Regions from separate parts of the Homo sapiens genome. Here region 2 is linked to region 1. A link is an interaction called in ENCODE POLR2A ChIA-PET data of the cell type or tissue named here. Cell type or tissue: OCI-LY7. All regions are shown on one strand. Each heading gives the region's core, and the rest is flanking DNA. Links, peaks and the distances in the headings are about the cores only.

Evidence for each region. Peaks named below come from ENCODE experiments on the same cell type or tissue, not always from the same donor. Only the 100,000 strongest peaks of a DNase experiment are listed, where the experiment ranks them.
Region 2: POLR2A ChIA-PET joins it to region 1 with 14 read pairs; 4 of 35 experiments call an interaction of 5 or more read pairs at or near these places.

What each region holds. Positions count from the first base shown.
Region 1 is chr16:2,471,025-2,479,344 of GRCh38, reverse strand. It overlaps NTN3 (netrin 3), which reads right to left and starts at 8,048. Exons shown (of 6, transcript NM_006181.3): 1 at 6,716-8,048; 2 at 6,456-6,644; 3 at 6,211-6,360; 4 at 6,027-6,077; 5 at 5,842-5,916; 6 at 5,200-5,589. The coding sequence starts at 7,643. The coding sequence ends at 5,240. TBC1D24 (TBC1 domain family member 24) reads right to left here and starts at 4,218. Exons shown (of 8, transcript NM_001199107.2): 1 at 4,175-4,218. RefSeq lists silencers at 3,457-3,656, 4,117-4,606, 5,007-5,276, 5,337-5,396, 5,467-5,616 and 1 more. In OCI-LY7, for the core only: CTCF peaks have their summits at 3,607 (motif pointing left), 3,810, 4,931, 5,141 and 1 weaker place; DNase peaks (open chromatin) are centred at 3,814, 4,284, 5,234, 7,974 and 5 weaker places; H3K4me3 peaks cover 4,873 bases; H3K27ac peaks cover 2,989 bases.
Region 2 is chr16:2,314,835-2,323,154 of GRCh38, reverse strand. ABCA3 (ATP binding cassette subfamily A member 3) reads left to right here. Exons shown (of 33, transcript NM_001089.3): 8 at 3,315-3,574; 9 at 5,391-5,507; 10 at 5,752-5,872. Among named protein-coding and RNA genes, the nearest start is that of ABCA3, 22 kb to the left of the region's middle. In OCI-LY7, for the core only: no CTCF peak of the experiment used is centred there; no DNase peak of the experiment used is centred there.

The sequences.
Region 1 (8,320 bases), core at 222-8,221:
GGTGAACTAGGTCCTTTGAGAAGAGCGACACTGAAGCTGGAGGTTCCCCAAAAGGCAAATAGACACGTGAGACAGGAAGGCCACTGCAAGGACACTGGCATCCCCCCCGTCCCATACTCCATCCTTCACTCCAAGAGACAAATTAAAAGGCCAGGCCAGGCACCGTAGCTCATGCCTGTAATCCCAGCCTTTGGGAGGCCAAAGTGGGAGAACTGCTTGAGTCCAGGAATTTGAGACCAGCCTGGGCAACAAAGTGAGACCCCGTCTCTATAAAAAATGCAAAAATTAGCTAGGCATGGTGGTGTGCGCCTATAGTCCCAGCTACTCAGGAGACTAAGGTGGGAAGACTGCTTGAGTCCGAGAGGTCGAGGCTGCAGTGAGCCATGATCTCATGATCCCTCCATTGTACTCTAGCCTCGGCAGTGGGAATGAGACCCTGTCTCGAAAAAAAAAAAAAAAGAAAAAAGTCTATCGTCCCAGCTATTTGGGAAGCTGAGGCAAGGGGATCGCTTGAGTCCAGAAGGTCGAGGCTACAGTGAGCCACTGATCCTGACACTGCACTCCAGACTAGGAGAAAGAGCGAGACCCTGTCTCAACAAAAAAAAAAAGAAAAAAGCCCACTACCCTGCCCCATTCCCCCAAAAGGCAACGGGTTACTGACTGGCCTTCTGTTACCTTACTGACTTTAAGACTGTATTAGGAGTCCACAGGGTTCAGGATTCCGTCTCGTTTTTCTCACTCTGCACATTCTCCTGGGAAGACCCAACCCAGTCCCCAGCTTGGATGGCACACAGCATCCCCAAAATGCTCTCGTCTAGTACACTCTCCTTGGCTCCAGGCCAAAACACATATGCTTACTGCCCAGTCTCGCAGTAACCTCATCGCCATCTCCACACGGTGCCAGCCCGCCCCCTCCCTCCACACTCTGCATGGGGTGTGGCACTGCCCGCTGCTCAATACTGGAACATCCCCTCCTTCCTCCCTGGCTCTTCCCATCCTGCAACCACTTGTCTCAGAGTCTTGCTCTCTTTTTTCTTCTGAAACAGAGTTGACCAGGGTGGAGTGCAGTGGAACAATCATAGCTCACTGCAGCCTGCAACTCCTGGGCTCAAGTGTTCCTCCCGCTTTGGCCTCCCAAAATGCTGGGCTTGCAGGTGTGAGCCCCCGGGCCTGGCTGAGTCTTGCTCTTTTCTGTGCTGATGTCTCTCTGGGTGTGCCATGACAGTCCCTCAACCGGCCTTGGCCTCTTCACCTCCCTGGCCACCTCTGATCAAGTCACTCACAAACCCAAGATCTTCAGAGGCTTCATGCCACTCAGGGTGAATTCAAACTCCCAGGTGGAACTCAAGGCTTTTCCCAGTCTGCTGTCAGCCTAGCTCACTCACTTCACCCCATCTACCCTGGGGCCACCACTGCCCTTCTCCCAAGAGCTGGTGGGCAGGAACCACGCCTGTCACTTTATATCCACTGTCCCTTCGGGGGAAGGCACTTTCCCTCACTTGTTCTTGCCGGTCCTGATCATCCTTCAAAATGAAGCTCAAGTCCATCTCAGAGCCCCACCCCCACCACAATCCAGCTGGATGCCACGCCTTTGCGCCCACAGAAGGCTCTGTCCACCTCTGTGGGAGCTTCTACCATGTGTTTATTCTCCTGTCTCCTCACTGCACTATAAGCTCAAGGGCAGAGACCAAGTCTTAACACCAAATCCACAGAACACACGGCATGGTGCCTCCTATGAAGTGTGAATTCAATAAATGCATTTTTATTGTTTTGTTTTTCAGAGACAGGGTCTCACTCTGTTGCCCTGGCTTGAGTGCAGTGGCACAATCACAGCTCACTGCAGTCTTGAGCTCCCAGGCTCAAGTGATCCTTCTGCCTCAGCTTCCCAAGTAGCTGGGACCACAGGCACATGCCACCATACTTGGCTAATTTTTTATAGAGACGAGACCTCCCTATGTTGCCCAAGGTGGTCTTGAACTCCTGGGCTCATGCGATCCTTCCACCTCAGCCTCCCAAAGTGTTGGGATTGCAGGCGTGAGCCACCGCACCTCGCTTAACAAACACATGTTGAAAGGATACAGAAAATCATTGAATAATGAATTCAAGTTGGTCCTCAGTAAAAAGCCTGAGGTTTTGTTTCTTTGATTTTATCTCCAATTGAAAGGCAATGTTTGAAACAGCCACTGAAATTGCTGCTTTGAGTTGAAAAGGACTTCTTTCTTCCATTTACAGAGTTGTCATAACAGAAAAGGTATGCTCAGACAGGTAAAACATTGAACAGGGTAAATGTTAAGTGCTTTTTTTGTAACCTGCTTCATTGTCCTTATGTACTTTAAACCAGAAACCATCTAAAGGCAAACATTTAATATGTTTTCTGAGCTTGGCTCAATCTGTAGATAATTAAGAGCAACACTGCATGCCCAAGGTCACTCGAGCCTGCTGGACACTCCTGGCAGGTGTGGTCAGCGAGAGCTAGTAAGGCTACCCTACAGGTGACTTCACAGACCCTGGGTGGCCAAATTTATTGTTGTTATGAAAACCTTGCCTAGATTACTTCTGCATCTCGGAAGGTCACCCTCAACCCAGTGGAAAGCCACTGCAATAGTTGACATCTATCACTCCGACAAAAGGACCTTGATCCACTTCAACCATCATGTAGAGAAAACCTCTGGTCCGGCCCTGGCCAGGCTGTGGGGAAGCAAAGATGAACAGCGTGGCTCCCGCCCTCTTCACAGGGAAAGACAGGCTTCTAAGTAGAGCAAGCACTCCCCAATAAGTCCTCCATGTAAAGCCTCTATCTGAGTGTTCAGATTAGATGAGGATCAACCCTCAGAATAAAAGGCGGTGCACGCAGGGGTCACGCCACAGGCTAGGAACAGTAACTGTAAAATCTTCGTAAGATTTTCTGATCTTCTCTAATCTGGATTGGTTTTTTTTCCCAGTGTGTGTTCCTTAAAATGAAAAGAACCTGACTGCTTGTCTTCGCCGCAACTGAGCAAACATTTACAGGTGCCTACTGTGTGCTGAAGACAGAGCCCTGGCCCTCGGGCGGAGGAAACGCCACGTGTGCCATCTACAGGTGCCTACTGTGTGCTGAGGACAGACTGTGAAGACGGAGCCCTGGACCTCGGGTGGAGGAAACGGCCCACGTGCCAAATAATGGGACGGTTCCTTCTGCACACTGCCTGGAAGTCACCTGGTGACTCCAGAGCAAACACAGCAAAACAGGGAAAAATCACCCGCTAGTGCTTCTATCGGCACTGGAAGGGCAGGCTGACGCCCCCTTTCTGGAATAAGCTGCTGGGTAAAGACAGTGACATCGGCTTCACAACCACAGCCACCAACCTAACAGCCCACCTGCACCTCCACACCACCCAGGTGGCTTTTAGACAACCTTTGACCTTTAATATCACCCCCGCAAGCAGTAACCCGGGGGCCACAGCGCGTTTCCCTGCGGGGCACGGCCATCAAAGAAGGCCTGTGGCCAGGCCGCGGGGACTCCCGCCTGGAGGGGGCGGGAACAGGTGCAGCCCAGCCCAGGTGGGGCCGGCTCTCCCCTCCGCTGTGCTGGCTCAGGGCTGGGAGTCCCTGGCTTCCACCTCCCAGGGCCCGAAGGACAGCGGCCGCCTGGCACGGCGCACCCAGAGGGGCCCCCCACTGGACAGGGCCGGGGGCTGGCGGACCCCCAAGCGGGTGGTCGGTGGGGGCGTGTGTCATCCCTGGGCGGGGCGGGGCGGGGCCCGGGGCCGCTGCAGGTCCACAGGGCAGGGCGTATCAGAATCTGTTGCAATCTCACCGAGCCCCCAAGAGGATTTCCGACCCTGCGGAGACGGAAAGCGCCCCAAGGAAACAGTGACACAGTCACTCTTCCAGACGACACCATGCCCTGGGCCGGGCCGCGGGCCAGCGACCGGGCGGGGATCGGGCCTCGCGCCCAGGGGGTCCCGCTCCTGCGCCCCCTCCCGTAGGCCAAGCCGCAGCTGCAGCGCCGGGCGGTGCCGGGCTCTGGAGCCCCCAACCCGCGCGTGGCCGGGGATCCCCGCCTCGAATGGGGCCCGCAGCCCGGCCCCCACGCTCCCGCCCCCAGCACGCGCCGACCGCGGTGACAGCGGGGACCCGGCCCCGCCACCCGCCACCCCGCCGCGCGCCCCCCGCACGCCCCGAGCGCACCCACCTCCGCGCGCCGCTTTCTCCTCAGCCTGCCGCGCCGGCCTTTCTGCGCACGCGCGTGCTCGGCCCCGCCCCCGCCGAGCTGTCGCCCTGTGCCCACCCCGGAGAGCCCGCGGGGCTCCGGCCTGCCCGGCTCTGGGCATGCGCGCTGACGGTCGGCGGCCGCAGCGGCGGAAGCTGGGGCCGGCCGGGAACCGGTCCCGTGCGGAGAGGAGGCAACGGCAGTGCGGTCCCGGGGGGACAAGCCAAGGGGGGCGGGGGGTGGCACGGCCCTGCCGAGGGCATCGGGGGCCCGGACAGCCGCCTGTCGGAGTCGCGGTCCGGCCGGGTCACGCGTGGATCCGGAACCGCGTGGGCACGACGTCCCTTCCCGAGTCGGGGGAGAAGGGCTGGAAGGAGGTTCTGGGACGGGCCCTGAGCTGAGGAGCTGTGGCGCCGAGGGTCAGAGACGCGGCAGAGAGAGGGACGGCCGGACGGAGCCGGCAGACGGGGACACAGGCGGCCAAGAAAGTTACGGGACCCGGCAGCAGACGCCGCGGGGCGCCCGGACGCGGACGCCCAGCCCGCAGGGGCCAAGGCCGCCGCCCTCGTGGGGCTGCAGGAGGCAGGGGACGCCCTGTCCCCCCATGGGGGTCCAAGGCGCCTGCGGTGGCCACAGTCTTTGGGGAGGTCAGTGCGCTCCCTGGCGGGTCGCCGCACAGGTGGGGGTGCATCACAGCGGCCCCGGGGATGATCTGAGATCCCCGAGAGGGCCCGGCATCACGAAGGATTCACAGCCTTCCGGGTATCCCAGTGCCCCTGGGACAGGGCCGACAGCCAGAGGGCGGGAGACCATGGGGTCCTCCGGGTGTGCCATATCATCTGCCTCTGTGCGGGGCGGGCTGTCGCTGCGCCGGTCACATCCCCCCAGGGCCAGACGGGAGGTACCGAGGGAGCTGCCGGCGGGGACGGGGCGGCGGCCCAGGTGGCGACACGCGCGACGCGAGCAAGGACTCCTTGGCAGGCGAAGGCACAGGGTGAACGTGCGCCTAGATGTGGGAGCAGCGGCCGCCCTGCCCAGCCGGCGGGCTCAGGCGGCGCTGCAGCGCCCCCGCCGTTCGCGTCGCTGCAGCCTCCGCAGGCGCCGCGTCCACGCGTCCCTCCAGGGTAGCACGAGGCTTCCGCGGGCGGCGATGAGCCCGGGCCCCCGGCCCCCCGCGCCCCCAGCCGCGGCTCCAGGCCCGCCCCCCAGCAGGAGGTAGCGGCGGCCGGGGAGCAGGCGCGGGCAGCCGCAGGCCGCATCCCCGGCGGGCACCCACAGCGCGCTACTCCCGCGCCGCGCGCGCTCCTCTCCGCTCCGGAACACGGCGAGCACCGCCACCGGGAAGCGTGTCCACGCGCCGCGCGCCTCGCCGCGCGCACCCACCGCCACCTGCACCGCTGCGGGGAGAGCGAGAGGGGGCGGGGTCAGGAAGGGGCGGCCTGCCCGCGGTAGGGGGAGGCACGGGGAGGACACCAGGAGGGCAGTGGGGGCTGAAGGGGCGGGGTCGCTGCCCGTGGAGGACCTGAGGGATGAGGATGGGCCTTGGGGCCCAGCAAGGGTCAAGGCGTTCCAAGGGGAAGCTGGCGGAGGAGGGAAGGTAGGGAGAGGAGGAAGGTGGGAAGGTCCGCGGGAGGCCTGAGGGCACCTACCATAGTCCTTCTTGCAGAACTTCTTTAGGCTGATGCGGTAGCTGCCACGGGCAGGTTTGCAGTGCGAGTCACAGTCTGGGTAGAAGGTGGGAGGCTGGCACAGACTCCCTTTCCCCACCCTCTCCTCCCAGAGCCCCCTCCCCCAAAGTCATGCCAGTCTGGGGCCCTGTCCTGTGTCCACTCACCCTGGGGCTGCACAGGGCTGCTGTCCTCAGTGGGTCCAGGGATAGGGGTCTCTGCAGAGAGGGAGGGAGAATGGCCTGCGATGGAGGGGCAGAGAGATCTGCAGGGCTCGGGGAATAGACGGGACAACAGCAGGGAGCTGGGGTGGCCTTGGCTTGGTGGCTGAGGCGGGGCAGGGTCACTCACTAACACAGGGCGCCACTGGGGAGCGGCTTTGCTGGAAGCCAGGCGCGCAGCGGTTGCAGGTGAGGCCAGTGACGCCATCCTTGCAGGGACACTGGCCTGTGGTCTGGTTGCAGGTCTTGCCAGCAGCACCAACCGGGTGACAGTCGCAGGCTGAGGACAGAGGTGGGAAGGGCCTGGTCAGAAGCCTGTCTGGGGATCTGGGAAGTCAGAGGGTGAGGGCCTGCAGGTGGCCGGTGGTGGCTCACCCCTGCAAGCCCGACGGTCACTCAGGGCACGGCCAGGGTCTCGATAGAAGCCCTCCCGGCAGTAGTGGCAGTGGCGGCCGGCGGTGTTGTGCCGGCAGTTGAGACAGACACCCCCGCTGCGGCGGCCGGACAGTCGGTACAGCTCCATGTTGAAGCGGCAGCGGCGGGCATGGCCGTTGCAGGAGCAAGCTGCAGGGAGGGATGGGTCAGGGGCAGGCTGGTTGTGTCCAAGGTCCCCAGGCCACCCTCCAAGGCCTCACCGAGGCAGGCGTGGGATTCCCGGGCAGTGGCCCGCTGCCATGGCCTGTCGCAGTAGAAGGGCTTGCAGCGGCCGCAGTCAGGGCCCTCGGTGCCATGCCGACAGTCGCAGATCAGGTGGCCCTGTGTGTCCAGCAGGCACCGTGAGGCATGTCCATTGCACTTGCAGCGCCCGCCCACCTGGAGGTCGGTGGCTGCGTAGGAGTAAGGGACGACGGCCTCCATGTCCCTGGGGTCACCTGCCGTGCTAGGCCTTGTGAGCACTACACGGACGTCGGTGGCGGTCACCCAGTCTTGGAGCACTGGGCTGCTGTCCAGGTCCAGGCCTGGGGGGCTGCTGTCCTGCATGCTGAAGGCCAGAAGGCCGCTGCCATCAGGCTGGGCCAGGGGTGCGGGGAAGCACAGGGCCTCAGGCCCTGGGCCAGCTGGGCCATTGGCAGGGGCAGGCAGACGGCCATAGTCCAGGTCACAGTGGGAGGAGAAGAAGCCCAGCGGGGCCCAGCTGCGGCCATGGTCCTGAGACTTGAGCAGGGCCACGGAGGCTGGGGGAGCTGAGCAGAAGCGCAGGCTCACGAAGACCAGCTCAAAAGCCTTGCCCAGGGGCACCGTGAGAGTCACGTTGAGGGGCGCCCGAGGCAGGGACTCCGAGCGCCAGCACAGAGGGCTGGCCGTGCCCCCTGGGGAAGTAAGGAGGGCGGGGGAGTGTGCCCGTCGCGGGTCGGAGGCGTCGCAGGCCCGAGTGGCCGGCCGCCCGCACGTGCTGGAAGCCAGCACCTCGCGGCCCAGGGCGGCGTTCACCAGTCCTGGCACGCAGCCGCGGGGCGCACCCCCCTCATCGTGGCAGGGGTCGGCGGGCGCCGGCGGCCCAGGACTCAGGGCGGCGAAGAGCGTGCCTGCCGTCAGCAGCAGCCCCCAGGGCCAGCCAGGCATGGCCGGAGCCGCTGCGGGTCAGCCAGTGGCCGGGCCCCAAGACGCTGCCCTTGGGGAAAAGAAGCCCTCTCCGCGGCTCTGCCCACCAGGCCCGCAATGCCGAGGAACAGGGCCCCCGGGCGGCCCCAGCCCGGCCCAGAGGTGGGAGCAGCGGCGGGCACGCCCCGGGCCCAGCACAGCAGCGGGGATGTTGGCGCGTCCTCCCGCTGGGCCTAGAGCGATGACAGGCGTCGCCCCCGCTCCCGGTGCCTCCGCCCGCGGAGGCCCCACCCGCCGCTCGCACTCACCCACCGAGGGCCGGGCGGAGCAGGTCTCCCGGCCTCCCGGGAAGGGCCGTGGGCGGGCGGGGCCTGCGGTGCACGGGCCGCCGCCTCCTCCCGGCTGCAGCGAGGGCGGACGAGCTGTGCCAGGAGGGGGTGGGGGGCGCAGCAGGCGCAAGCCCGGGCCCAGCCGGGGGCGGGGCTGCTCGGGTCGGGAAGGAGGCAGGGGAGGGGAGGGGGCCTCATCGCAGAGCTGGAATCAGAAGCAGATTCAGACGCGGGCTGGGCCAGCGGGGAAGGGGGCTGGGAGGCCCGGGAGCCAGGGGAGGGGCCGGGGAGCCAGGAATGCGCTGGCGGGAGGGGTCTGGAGGGGGGCAGCTCAGCCTTCGCAGCCCGTGGGGGACCACCCAGCAGGGT
Region 2 (8,320 bases), core at 34-8,033, 160 kb after region 1:
TGTTTCCTGACTTTTGAATGATTGCCATTCTAACTGGTATGAGATGGTATCTCACTGTGGTTTTGATTTGCATTTCTCTGATGGCCAGTGATGATGAGCATTTTTTCATGTGTCTTTTGGCTGCATAAATGTCTTCTTTTGAGAAGTGTTTGTTCATATCCTTTGCCCACTTTTTGATGGGGTTGTTTGGTTTTTTCTTGTAAATTTATTTGAGTTCATTGTAGATTCTGGATATTAGCCCTTTGTCAGATGAGTAGATTGCAAAAATTTTCTCCCATTCTGTAGGTTCCCTGTTCACTCTGATGGTAGTTTCCTTTGTTGTGCAGAAGCTCTTGAGTTTAATTAGATCCCATTTGTCAATTTTGGCTTTTGTTGCCATTGCTTTTCGTGTTTTAGTCATGAAGTCCTTGCCCATGCCTATGTCCTGAATGGTAATGCCTAGGTTTTCTTCTAGGGTTTTTATGGTTTCAGGCCTAACATTGAAGTCTTTAATCCATCTCGAATTAATTTTTGTATAAGGTGTATGGAAGGGATCTGGTTTCAGCTTTCTACATATGGCTAGCCAGTTTTCCCAGCACAGGAAGGGGAACATCACACACTGGGGCCTGTTGTGGGGTGGGGGGGCGGGGGGAGGGATAGCATTAGGAGATATACCTAATGTTAAATGACGAGTAAATGGGTGCAGCACACCAGCATGGCACATGTATACCTATGTAACTAACCTGCACATTGTGCACACGTACCCTAAAACTTAAAGTATAATTAAAAAAAAAAAGAAAGAAATACTTTTCAGGAACATTTACTCTTGTTTATAGGAAAAGTAAAACATCCAGTATAACTGGTTTCTGAAAGACTAAAATAATCCTTGAAGATAGCAAAGGCCCTTTCTCTATATCCTGGAAGACGTGCTCTTGAATGAAACATTTGTATTTCAGCTTTTTTTCTTTTTTTTTTTTTTCAGACAGAATCTTGCTCTGTCGCCAAGCTGGAGTGCAGTGGCGCGACCTCGGCTCACTGCAACCGCTGTGTCCCAGGTTCAAGCGATTCTCCTGCCTCAACCTCCCAAGTAGCTGGGATTACAGGCGCACACCACCACGCCCAGCTAATTTTTGTATTTTTAGTAGAGACGGGGTTTCACCACGTTGGCCAGGATGGTCTCGATCTCTTGACCTCATGATTCACCCACCTCGGCTTCCCAAAGTTCTGGGATTACAGGCATGAGCCACCACACCCGGCTGTACGTCAGCTTTTAAAAGCTCCCGTTTGAGTTCATGGGGCTTGGTTTACATTTTCTTTTTCTGCCGGGCCTTCTCTGTGTACAGACTTACTGGCATTTTTAGCTCCGTGGTCCTTGTGCACCTGATCCATGGTTTGACGGAATCAGTGTGGTGTTCATGGAAGCCAGATCTTGGTTACTCTGATGCCCCATCAGTGTGTGTCTTCGTGTGGACCTGGGCAGGTGGTTGGTACGTGTGCCTCCTCTGAAGCATGGTCTTGTCTTGGAACTGAGCTAGGGACAGCCAAGAAGTGACTCGGACCCAGGACTAGGCTTAGCTGTCAGGCCAAGAAAGACCCCACTGCAGGTTCTGGGTGGAAGTCCAGGGTGTTCTGGAGAACGTCGTATTTCACGGGTCTGGCAGGAGACAGAACTCATGGAAGTTTGCCATGGAAGTCACAGCAACGTCCCATCCCTCCATGAGGCATGATTCTGAGACACAAGTGCCAGGCAGGCAGGAGACAGCATGCATGCAGCCAGCGCTTAGCGATGTCCCTTACTGGTGCCAGGGCTGTCACCAGGCTAATGCTCTAGGGCAAGATTTTACATCTAGAACTAAGATGAACAAGACCTGGTGTGGGGTGTGTGAGGCCCCAGAGCGATGCCCTTGACAGGTCACCCAGCCTGGAGCTCAGGAGAAGCTATGTCCAGCTGTCACACATGATGCTTGCTGCCTGCAGCAGGGGACTGCAGGAGGGGACACTGGCTGCTGAGACTGGGGCCCAGGCAGGAGCTGCTCAGCTCCCTCCTGTTTTTGGGGAACAATTCCCTAAGCTTGGAAGCAAGAGAAAACCAATCTCAAAGGAAAAGACTGACAGATTTCAGCATGTACAAACTGGAAATTTGCCAGACACGAAAAGACCTAATGGTGGTTTAAAAAAAAAAAAAAAAAAGCACATAGCAGACTGGGGAAAACCTTTGTGGCAAATGACACAGAGTAAATATCTTTTGTTAGAGAAAAAAAGTTTTGTTATTAAGAATAGTCGGTTAGTCCTCAGCAAGACAGAGAACCTGAGGGGGAAGAAAAGTTGGCTGGAAAAACAAGCTCCTAGTAAAGCCCCAGGAGATATAACGTGTGTGAGACTGGCATGGCACAGGGACTGGTCAATTCTAGCCTCAGTTTTGCCTCCAGATGTCCATGCCTTAGACCCACTAATATGCCTGATGAGAATTCAGCCCTCAGGCTGGGCGCAGTGGCTCACACCTGTCATCCCAGCATTGGGAGGCTGAGGCAGGCAGATCACCTGAGGTCAGGAGTTCGGGACCAGCCTGGCCAACATAGTGAAACCCCGTCTCTACTAAAAATACAAAAAAAAAAAAAATTAGCTGGGCGTGGTGGTGTGCACCTGTAATCCCAGCTATTCGGGAGGCTGAGGCAGGAGAATTGCTTGAACCCAGGAGGCAGACGTTGCAGTGAGCCGAGATCGCGCCACTGCACTCCAGCCTGAGTGAGAGAGCAAGACTGTCTCAAAAAAAAAAAAGGCCGGGTGCAGTGGCTCACGCCTGTAATCCCAGCACTTTGGGAGGCCAAGGTGGGTGGATCATGAGGTCAGGAGATCCAGACCATCCTGGCTAACACGGTGAAACCCCGTCTCTACTAAAAATACAAAAAATTAGCTGGGCATGGTGGTGTGCACCTGTAGTCCCAGCTACTCGGGAGGCTGAGGCAGGAGAATCGCTTGAACCTGGGAGGTGGAGGTTGCAGTGAGCCAAGATCGCGCCACTGCACTCCAGCCTGGGCGACAGAGTGAGATTCCGTCTCAAAAAAAAAAAAAGTGATCATGTGTGTGATTTTTTTTGTGTGTTGTGTTAGTTACAAAGTGGAAGTGACAATCACATCTCTCTTCTCATTTGCTGTCAGTGTGTGGTGCGTTTCCTTCCTTCTCCCGTGGGACCACTGAGCGGCCACGGGGGTCCTGAGCTGAAGTCACTCTGTTGCCCCAAGCATCTCTTCCCCCATGGACCCCATGCACGTGGCCCTCTGCCCTCGAGAGCAGCTCCTCGAGGTGGCTGGGCCATCCTCTGCTCCCGCACCCAGGGTACATCCGGGAAGGCTTCCTGGCCGTGCAGCATGCTGTGGACCGGGCCATCATGGAGTACCATGCCGATGCCGCCACACGCCAGCTGTTCCAGAGACTGACGGTGACCATCAAGAGGTTCCCGTACCCGCCGTTCATCGCAGACCCCTTCCTCGTGGCCATCCAGTACCAGCTGCCCCTGCTGCTGCTGCTCAGCTTCACCTACACCGCGCTCACCATTGCCCGTGCTGTCGTGCAGGAGAAGGAAAGGAGGCTGAAGGTGACTGCCCGCTTTGGCTCCCCAACACTCTAGAAACCGCGCTGTCCTGGGGAGGCCATGTCCAAAGGCTTGGTGTTTTAGTATTTTTTTTTTTTTGAGTTGGAGTCTCGCTCTGTCGCCCAGGCTGGAGTGCAGTGGTGCGATCTCGGCTCACTGCAAGCTCTGCCTCCCGGGTTCACGCCATTCTCCTGCCTCAGCCTCCCGAGTAGTTGGGACTATAGGTGCCTGCCACCACACCCAGCTAATTTTTTGTATTTTTAGTAGAGACGTGGTTTCACCGTGTTAGCCAGGATGGTCTCAATCTCCTGACCTTGTGATCCGCCCGCCTCGGCCTCCAGAAGTGCTGGGATTACAGGCGTGAGCCACCGTGCCCGGCCGGAGGTCTTTCTATATTGCCAAGGCTGGTCTCAAACTCTTGGCCTCAAGAAATTCTCCCATCTCAGCCTCCCATCTCATTCTCCCACAGTGCTGGGATTACAGGCATGAGCTGTAACACCTGGCTAGGGGCTCATTTTGAGGCTGCCCAGTTGTTCATCTGCTTGGTGCCATAAATAACTTTCATAAAACTATGCAGCATTGAGGGAGTCAGCAGTGGGCTATAAAATGATCCTGAAAAAAAAAAAAGTGTGCACATATGCAGATACACAGATCAAACAAATAGGGCAAAACGTGAAACGGTTACTGAACCTAAGTGGTGGGAATGTGAGAGACCATTGTGCTCCTCTTCCCGCTGTTCTGTAGGTCAGAAATTATGCATAAGAAAGGGCTAGCCCTGGGCACTGGCTCACACCTGTAATCCCAGCACCTTGGGAGGTCGAGGTGGGCGGATCACTTGAGGTGAGGAGTTCAAGACCAGCCTGGACAGCAAGGTGAAACCGTGTCTCTACTAAAAATACAAAAATTAGCCAGGCGTGGTAGCATGCACCTGTAATCCCAGCTGCTTGGGAGGCTGAGGCACGAGAATTTCTTGAACCCGGGAGGTGGAGGTTGCAGTGAGCCAAGATCGCACCACTGCACTCCAGCCTGGGCAGCAGAGCAAGACTCCATCTAAAAAAAAAAAAGAAAAAGAGAAAAAGAAAGAAAAAGAAATGAGGAGCTGAATTTTTAACTTTATTTTTAATTAACTTCAGTTGAAACGGCCACACCTGGCTGCTGGCTGCCGTATTGGTCAGTGTGGCCGCCCCAGGACTCCCCAGGCGCTTTTGGTCAGTGAAGGAACTGGGTTTCCTCATCACCACGCCTGACTCCTTGGTGGGGCAGGTGAGGAAGGAAGGTGTGGTCAGAGCCGACCCATCACTGCGCCTCGTCCTTCACTGCAGAGGTTCTGGGCCCCTCCTTTCAGAGTAGGGGAGGTTGAGGGAATGAATGGCTATGGCATCCACAGCTATGGTCTGATCTGTGGTCACGTCTCACAGCCATGGAGGCTGGTGTTGACGTGGTTGGGAACTGGCAGGGTCTTTCGGCCCACCCCCAGAAGGGCTGGGCTCCTGCCGCCTGACGTAGCTTCGGGGGACGATCTCAAGTACCAGGAAAGACTGGGGAGCATGCACTGGGAGTGTGGAATCGCTCTACAGAATGGAGGGCTGGCCGGGTGCAGTGGCTTATGCCTATAATTCCAGCACTTTGGGAGGCTGAGGCAGGCAGATCACTTGAGCCCAGGAGTTTGAGCAAGATGAGCCTGGCCGACATAGTAAGACCCTGTCGAATGCAGGGCTGCTGGGACAGTCGGACTCAGGCCTGCTGCCGTCCAGCCTGGCACATGCCATCATGGCGGGCAGTGACGGGCCCCCAGCAGCGTGATGGCTTCTCTCCCCAGGAGTACATGCGCATGATGGGGCTCAGCAGCTGGCTGCACTGGAGTGCCTGGTTCCTCTTGTTCTTCCTCTTCCTCCTCATCGCCGCCTCCTTCATGACCCTGCTCTTCTGTGTCAAGGTGAGCATGGCGTCGGTGGGGCTCTGGTGAGGACGGGGAGAGCCAGGGCACCCCAGGAGGGCCCTCTTGGGAAGAACTTTGTGGTCAGAGACTTCAGAGAGAGTCTGTCCCTCATGGGGGAGAGGAGCTGTCAATGTCCCACTCCTCTCGGTGGAGCCGCGTCCCTGTGACCAGGGATGGTCAGGAGTCCTCCTGGTCCACCTCTGCCGGCCCACCACGCCCGACTCATGCCTGTGCCCTGCAGGTGAAGCCAAATGTAGCCGTGCTGTCCCGCAGCGACCCCTCCCTGGTGCTCGCCTTCCTGCTGTGCTTCGCCATCTCTACCATCTCCTTCAGCTTCATGGTCAGCACCTTCTTCAGCAAAGGTGAGCCCCAGTCATGGGGCAGAGTGGGGTTGCCAAGGGGCCAAGGGCCATCTGCATGGAAATAACCCAGAGGCTGTGATCGGAAGGGAGAGTGGCCTGGTGGAGCTGCCCAGGGAGGAGCTGACCAGGGGAAGGTTGGACTGGAAGGAGGAAAGTCAGCGTAATTTAGGGAGAAGGAGAATTCAGAGAAGGCAGGTGTGTGGCTGGCCATGCCGAGTGCTGTCCAGCAGCCCAAAGGGAAGGCGAGCCAGAAGTGAGGACAGTGAGCCCGGCCATGTGCAGAGCCTTGCGGTGACAGTTACGTTGAAGATCATTTTTCCTGTCTGGATTTTGTGTGTCACTTTGTTATCATTCTCTTTTGCTTCTTTGTTTTCCTTTCCTGCCTTCTGTTGGCCTTCTGTAGTGCCTTTTACCTCGGATGGTTCAGAGGCTATAAGTTGTGTTTCTCTTTTTTTAGTGATTACCTTTAATGTTTCACTTGATTACTTACCTCTAAAATTCCAAAAAGTGAAGTTATTCAGTATGCCCAGGCTCCTCCCAGGTAAAACTCCAACCTCACCACCACTCTAAGTACTTTTAGAGGTTCCCAGTTTTTTGTTTTTTTTTTCGAGCAGTCTTGCTCTGTTGCTCAGTCTGGAGTGCATTAGTGCGATCTTGGCTCACTGCAGTCTCTGCCTCTGGGATTCAAGTGATTCTTGTGCCTCAGCCTCTTGAGTAGCTGGGATTACAGGCGTGTGCCACCACGCCTGGCTAATTTTTTTTTTTTTTTTTTTTTTTTTTTTTTTTTTTTTTGCATTTTTAGTAGAGACGGGGTTTTGCCATGTTGTCCAGGCTGGTCTTGAAATCCTGACCTCAAGCGATCCATACTCCTTGGCTTCCCAAAGTGCTGGGATTACAGGTGTGAGCCACTGCGCTTGGCCTTTTTTTTTTTTTCTTTTCTTTTTTTCTTTTCTTTTTTCTTTTTTTTTTTTTTTGAGACTGCCTCTTGTTCTGTTGCCCAGGCTGGAGTGCAATGGCACAGACACGGCTCACTGCAGCCTTGAACTGCTGGGCTCAAAGCTATCTTCCAGCCTCAGCCTTCTGAGTAGCTCACACCACCGTTACCTGCCACCACACCTAGCTTTTTTTTTTTTTTTTTTTTTCTCACCATGTTTCCCAGACTGGTCTTGAACTCCTGATCTCAAGTGATCCTCCTACCTCAGCCTCCCAAAGCATTGGGATTACAGGTGTGAGCCACCATGCCTGACCTCCTAACTTTTGTTGTTGTCTAGTTTGTTTTATTATTAAAGAAAACCTAAGTGACCAGGCATGGTAGCTCACACCTGTAATCCTAGCACTTTAGGAGGTCAAGGCAGGAGGATCACTTGAGCCCAGGAGTTTAAGACCAGCCTAGGCAACATGGCAAGACCCTGTCTCTACAAAAAAAAAAAAAAAAAAAAAAAAGTTTAAAAATTAGCCAGGTGTGGTGGCATGCCCCTGTGGTCCTAGCTACTTGGGAGGCTGAGGTGGGAGCATTGCTTAAGCCCAGGTGGCGGATGTTGCAGTGAGCTGAGTTTGTACCACTGCATTCCAGCCTGGAGAACGAGAGGGACCCTGTCTCAAAAAAAGAAAAAAAATCATAAGCAGTTACTTCCTATGTGACATTCCTGTGCTTTGCCAACATATCTGATGTGCACGTGATTTTCGTGTACCTGGCTTTTTAGAGTCACTCTTCTCTGTGTTGAAGCACATCTTTGAGTAGTTCTTCTAGTGGGCATTGGTAAGTGGTCAGTGCTTTCGACTTTGTATGTCCAAAGGTGTCTGTATTTTGCCCTCACTCCTGTATAGTATTTTAGCTGCCTGTGAAATTCTCCACAGATAGGTGTTCTTCCTTGGCAATTTTATAATGTTACCTTATTGCCATCCGATACTCATCGTTAGTGGGAGTCTGCCAAAAGTCTAGGTGTGATTTTTCTTTATGAACATTTCGATCTGAGGGCTCATGTGTCTTCGGTTCGAATTTCAATGAGATTTCGGGTAATATCTCATCAGACTTTGCTGTGTGTGTGTGTGTGTGTGTGTGTGTGTGTGTGTGTGTGTAAAATACATACAACAATTTATGACCGGGCACCATGGCTCACGCCTGTAATCCCAGCAATTTGGGAGGCCGAGGCGGGTGGATCATGAGGTCAGGAGATTGAGACCATCCTGGCCAACACAGTGAAACCTCGTCTCTACTAAAAAAAAAAAATACAAAAATTAGCCGGGTGTGGTGGCGGGTACCTGTAGTCCCAGCTACTCGGGAGGCTGAGGCAGGAGCATCGCTTGAACCCAGGAGGCGGAGGTTGCAGTGAGCCGAGGTTGTGCCAGTGCACTCCAGCCTGGCAACAGAGCAAGACTCTGTCTCAAAAAAAAAAAAAAAAAAAAAAAAGACCAGGCACTATGGCTCATGCCTGTAATCCCACTTTG